Linked DNA regions of Homo sapiens: region 2 is linked to region 1. A link is an interaction called in ENCODE POLR2A ChIA-PET data of the cell type or tissue named here. Cell type or tissue: Panc1. All regions are shown on one strand. Links, peaks and the distances in the headings refer to the core of each region. The heading gives the core; the rest is flanking DNA.

Region 1 (2,908 bases), core at 150-2,649:
ACCTAGACTGGACTGCAGTGGCACAATCTCTGCTCACTGCAACCTCCATCTCCTGAGTTCAAGCAATTCTCATGCCTCAGCCTCCTGAGTAGCTGGGATTATAGGCGCCCGCCACCACCACCATACCCGGCTAATTTTTGTATTTTTATTAGAGACAGGGTTTCACCATGTTGGCCAGGCTGGTCTTGAACTCCTGACCTCAAGTGATCTGCCTGCCTCGGTCTCCTAATGTGCTGGGATTATAGGCATGAGTCACTGCTCCCAGCCACATCATCTCATTTCATCCTCATCATCCGAAGATAAAGAATGTATGCCCACCTTACAGACAAGACAAGCAAGGCTCAGAGCGGTTAGGCAAGTTGCTTATAGTCACACAGCTGGAAGAGATAGACCTGGGATTCTAATGCAAGCTCATCTATTTCTGAATCCTCTGGGTCCCAGTCACCATGCTGTGGCCCTTGCATATTTAAGAGGGGCTGCTCATGATAGGCATACAATACATCAGTGCTGGCCCTCTTCCTCGGCCTTCTCCTTTTCCAACCCCCTGAACCAGCAGGGGACATACTCAGGCCCCTAGGAACACCCCTAAGGGAGGAAAATTCCCCTAGCCACATGGTTGGGAGCCAGTTCCAAGCACTGTTTTGTTACAGACACAAAAGCCCTTCTCCCTCTGGGGGAGACCCACAGCTCCATACAGGCCTCCCCTTGTTTTCCCTGGCTCCGTGTCAGGGGCCCACATCCAGCAGGGCCCCAGGGAATCAAGAACATGGGCGGAGAAATGGGTGAAACCCAAGGACCTGCCAGTAAGGAAAATCTGCTCAGGACGTCTCTTAGCCAGGCTGCTCTTTTGAGCCTGGTCATTTAGTTAGGGCGAGGGTGGGGGGTCTCCCCTCAAGAGCCCAGTGAAAGGACAGGGCTCTATTGCCTTGAGATGAAAAGTGATGACTCTATCCCTAGCCAGGAAGGGTTTCAGGCAGTGCCTGTGGATGAGGTCCTGTCCCCCTCTGCCCACAAGAGGACCCCTCCAGGTGACCCTGCCTGTGGGGAAGAGGCTCAGCTGGAGGGAACCCTGGCAACAGGCAGGGCTCAGTCTTCACTCCACCTCCTCCCTTTCTGCCCTTCTCTCCAACAGCCAAATTCTGCCTGTAGGGAGGCCGAATTGCCTTAAAAGGAAACCTGTTTCTCAGAGTTCATGGAGTGCCTTAGAGGGACACTTGGCTCCTTCTTAATTGCCTTCCCAGCTCTCCGGCACAGAGGCCCTGCAGAAGGCTGGGACAAGAGAAGTTCCCAAGGTCAGAGTTCAGGCTGTACAGGTCAATGGTTAGGAAAACAAGAGCTGGGATTCGATCAATATGGATTTACCCCTTCCTAGCTGAATGATCTTGGGCAAGTTACTTTCCTTTCTGAGTGTCAATTTGCTTGTCTCTAAAATGGACCGTATATGGACTCCCTAAAATTCAGCTGTAAGGATTAAATGAGGAGGTATGGAAGTGATGGCCAGCACACTGTAAGTGCCCGCCCCTCTGACTACCACTCACACGACTGGACCAGTCATACGTCGACTCCACACTGCTAGATGTGGGCCAGCCATCCACATGTAGCTAGTCCACATATGGAAGGAGCGAGGCTTAAGAAGTACCATGCCAAATAGGGCCAGGAACTCCTGATTCATCTGCTAGCCCAGCGAATGAGTCTGGGACAAGTTACTTGCCCTTCTTTGGGGTTTAGCTCCCCCCAGCTGTCTGTGATGTCCCATTTCACTCTGTTGACCATCTCAACAGAGAACAGAGCTTGAATTTTCTACTGAATGGCTGGAAACACCTGGTCAGCTGTTTTCCTGAAACGGCTGGCGGCTAGAAGCCTGCTGTGTCTGCTGCTGCATCTTCCTAGCCTGGCTGTCCCATTAGGACTGTACCCAGATCCCCAGTTAGGACTGTACCCAGATCCTCAGCCTTGAGACAAGAAAGCCAAGGTGGCAGCTCTTACAGCAGCAGCAAAAGGAGAAGAAAAAGGTCACAGACTCTCAGTCACCCCAAATCTCATGAAAGTCAGGCTCGGCTGGGTGTGGTGGCTCACGCCTGTAATCCTTGCACTTTGGGAGGCTGAGGCAGGCGGATCACTTGAGGTCAGGAGTTCGAGACCGGCCTGGCCAATGTAGTGAAACCCCATCTTTAATAAAAATACAAAAATTAGCCGGGTATGGTGGCGGGCACCTGTAATCCCAGCTACTCCGGAGGCTGAGGCATGAGAATTGCTTGAAACAGGAGATGGAGGTTGCAGTGAGCAGCGATCTTGCCACTGCACTCCAGCCTGGGCAATAAAGCAATACTCAGTCTCAAAATAAATAAATAAATAAATAAATAAATAAATAAATAAAGTCTGGCTCAGGTGACAGGTTGAAGGAACCATCGCAGAGATGTAAAATCCCTAACTGCCAGCCACCAGTGTCTGAAGGCAAGCCCCTTCTTATCAAACCCTTCAAAACCATCCCATATCTTTATTTCTACAGTGGAAAAATCCCATCTCTCCCATTCCAAAATCATTTATTCCCTAGGGCCAAAGAGTGACTGACGGCACAGGGTTAAAGTCCCCATCCACTTGCTCCAGTAGAAACCTGTCAGATGTTTATCTAGCTCCCTCGCATTAGCTGAGCTGCTTGGTATCTGCCAGGTGGACAGGAGGGCTGGCATCCCTTCCAATCTGCAGCTCGGCTTTTGCCTCCACGCCCCAGTGTCCAGAGAGCAGCTGAGGGCAGAGAGAGGAGGGGGCTGGGCTGGTCAGGGCTCAGAGCCAAGTCTTAGAAGTGACACCTGAGAGCTCAGGAAATCAGCCTCTCCTGAAGCTCAGGGTCACGGGTAGGGGGAGAATGGCTGCCATGGAGATGGGGCAGGCTTGGCCTCAGCTTTCC
Region 2 (2,908 bases), core at 91-2,590, 100 kb after region 1:
GTGATTAAGATAAAAACAAATGGTTGGTCACAGAAGGCCAACAAAAATAACCGTGTGATTGAGCACTTCCTGAGCTCCCACTCTGTGCCTGAGCTCATCACTTCATCTCATTTTTCCTTGAAACAACCCTGTAAGATACATGCTGCTATTCTCATTTTGTTTATTTATTTTGAGATAGGGTCTCGCTTTGTCACCAGGCTGGAGTGCAGTGGCACGATCACTGCTCACTGCAGCCCTGACTTCCCAGGCTCAAGGATCCTCTCACCTCAGCCTCCCGAGTAGCTGTGACTAAAGGCATGTGGCACCACGCCTAGCTAATTTTTAATTTTTTTGTAGAGGTGGTGATCTTGTTATGTTGCCCAGGCTGGTCTCGAATTCCTGGACTCAAGTCATCCTCCTGCATTGGCCTCCTAAAGTGCTGGGATTACAGGTGTGAGCCACCGTGCCTGGCTACTATTCCTATTTTATAGATAAGAAAACTGAAGCTCATGGGCCGGGTGTACAACGGCTCACGCCTGTAATCCTAACACTTTGGGAGGCCGAGGTGGATAGTAGATCATTTGAAGTCAGGAGTTCGAGACAAGCCTAGCCAACATGGTGAAACCCCATCTCTACTAAAAATACAAAAATTAGCCGGGCATGCTAGCACGCACCTATAATCCCAGCTACTCGGGAGGCTGAGGTGGTAGAATCGCTTGAACCTGGGAGGCGGAGGTTGCAGTGAGCCGAGATCGTGCCACTGCACTCCAGCCTGGGTGAAGAGCAAGACTCTGTCAGAAAAAAAAAAAAAAGAAGAAGAAAGAAAGAGAAAGGAAAGAAAGAGAAAGAAAGAAAGAAAGAAAGAGAGAGAGAGAGAAATAAAGGAAAAGAAAGAAAAGAAAAGAAGGAAAGAAGGAAGGAAGGAAGCCAAAGCTCAAAGAAATTATACCACTTGACTGGGTCACCCATCGAGGAAGGGGTGGAGTGAAGGTTCAAACCCAAGTTTTTGACACTAAAGCCCACGCTCTTTCCCCTGTATGTAGTATTTTCTTGCAGAATTTTTCTGCCCTGATATTTAAGAACTTCTTTTTGTCTAAATATTTATTCATCCTGCTACAATGTAAACACAGCTATGCAAATATATTAATGGATATTTGTTTTGCTTTGTTGTTTTTACTGAGGGCACCCTAGCACATACACAAACGATGACCCAGCACCAGGGAGGTTGCTTGTTTTCTGGCTTCTGCTTTTTTTTTTTTTTTCCTTCCCCCTGATCCTGTCTTCTGCTTCTCTCCCATGCCTTTGTGTTGCCCCTAGGGTGTTTCTCTACTTTCCACCTTCCCTCTCCATCCTCTCTGCTCCTTTAGACCTTGGCAGCCAATCCTGTACCTCCAGCATCTCGTTGCCTAGCAACCGGCTTCCTACCTGCCCCATTGTGTTAGAATCTCCATGACAACAAGTATTGCCAAAAGAGAGAAAAAAAAGTTAGGTGGTAGCAGGAGGTGATGAGACCCTTTATTTTAGGACATTTGTGCAGTTTTGCCAGCAATAATTTGCTCACTCTCAGGATTCCCCAGAGGGTGTCACAAATGGACTGAACCCAGACCTCATGAGATAACAAGTCACGAGACTGACAGTCTGTCTGTGTGTGGGGATATAAACTCTAGCATAGAGGCATTCATGTGAGGGGCAAGAATGAGAGCCACGGGCATTTTTTGTTTAGACAGATGGGACTGGGTCACATGATCCCCTTTCTGTGGGTCAGTTCAGGAAGGCAGCCTGAATGAGGGAGGATTTTTTAATAGTTGCACAAGTAAGGTAAAGGAGAATACTTTCCAATAAGCCATAGGTGTGGGTGCATCTGAATTGGGCCATGCCTGGCCAGCTGCATCTAGGGGAGGGCTAAGGAGAGGGGGAATGGGAGATACCATAAACAAGATTTGGGGCAACACAGTCTCCTGCCTAAGCACTGTGGGGGGGTGTGAGCCCCGTGAGATCCCTGCTCTGTCCATCTCCAGGCTGTGGTTGGCCTCAGCAGCCTCTGCATCCCTTCTGCTTTGCCTAGAGGGAGACTGCAGGGAAAAAGAGGGAAAGAGGAAGTGGGAAAGAAGTCCAGACCATGTTAGATTTCCAGGTGCGTGGGCTTGTGTTCACAATGGGGACCCTGGCTCTTTCATTCACAGCCTCTGAAGGCCTGACATATATTCACCACATGGCTATGGGATCCACCTAGAAAGGGGAAGTCAGGTGATGTCTTAGAAAGGGGAGGCACTGAGAAGAAAGGTGAGACAGCTGGAGCAGGTCAGAGCACTTAGGCACTGCCTTTCTGGACATGTGGCCAGGGATCGACCAGGACCCTTGTGAAGGCAAGGACTTGCACATTGCGAAACCTCCTCTCCTGTGGGCAAAACAGGGGGCTACCTGGTCTGTCTTTATTGTTCAAGGTAGACAGTGCATGGAAGACCTGTCCCCAAGCCAGTATCTGGCACTTATAGCCACTCAACCTACCCACCCAACCATGCTATTTTGCTGGCACTTTCCTCACTACTACTGCCATGTGAACTGTGAGGCTGTCCTAAGGCCACGGGTCATCTTGTCATCCTGTCCATGCACCTGGCCCTTGAACTTCACAGGCAGAAGAGCATCTTTGCGTCTCCAAACTCCAAACAGAAGGACTAGAAAGACTGCAGTCCTGGTATTCTGTATTTCTGTCCTCTTCATGGACAGAAAGTTCTTTGTAACCTCTAACTTAAATCCCTGAAGTAGAGCAGTTCACTTGTTATTATCTGTGTTCATTGGGGAAGAACAGAACAAGATCTGCTGGCTATGGGGCCACCCCACACACACATTTTCTCCAGCTTTGCTCCCCTACTTGGCCTGACTGTTCAAGGCCCCCAGCAAAGGCTACATTCCCACTGCTGAGCAAGGC

The links. Peaks named below come from ENCODE experiments on the same cell type or tissue, not always from the same donor. Only the 100,000 strongest peaks of a DNase experiment are listed, where the experiment ranks them.
Region 2: POLR2A ChIA-PET joins it to region 1 with 6 read pairs; 1 of 35 experiments calls an interaction of 5 or more read pairs at or near these places.

The regions. Positions count from the first base shown.
Region 1 is chr1:201,499,655-201,502,562 of GRCh38, forward strand. The region is part of intron 1 of CSRP1 (cysteine and glycine rich protein 1); the gene reads right to left. Among named protein-coding and RNA genes, the nearest start is that of CSRP1, 6.0 kb to the right of the region's middle. In Panc1, for the core only: no CTCF peak of the experiment used is centred there; no DNase peak of the experiment used is centred there; H3K27ac peaks cover 1,191 bases.
Region 2 is chr1:201,603,904-201,606,811 of GRCh38, forward strand. All of the region lies in intron 2 of NAV1 (neuron navigator 1), which reads left to right. The region is part of intron 1 of LOC124904482 (a long non-coding RNA gene); the gene reads right to left. Among named protein-coding and RNA genes, the nearest start is that of NAV1, 66 kb to the left of the region's middle. In Panc1, for the core only: no CTCF peak of the experiment used is centred there; a DNase peak (open chromatin) is centred at 1,158.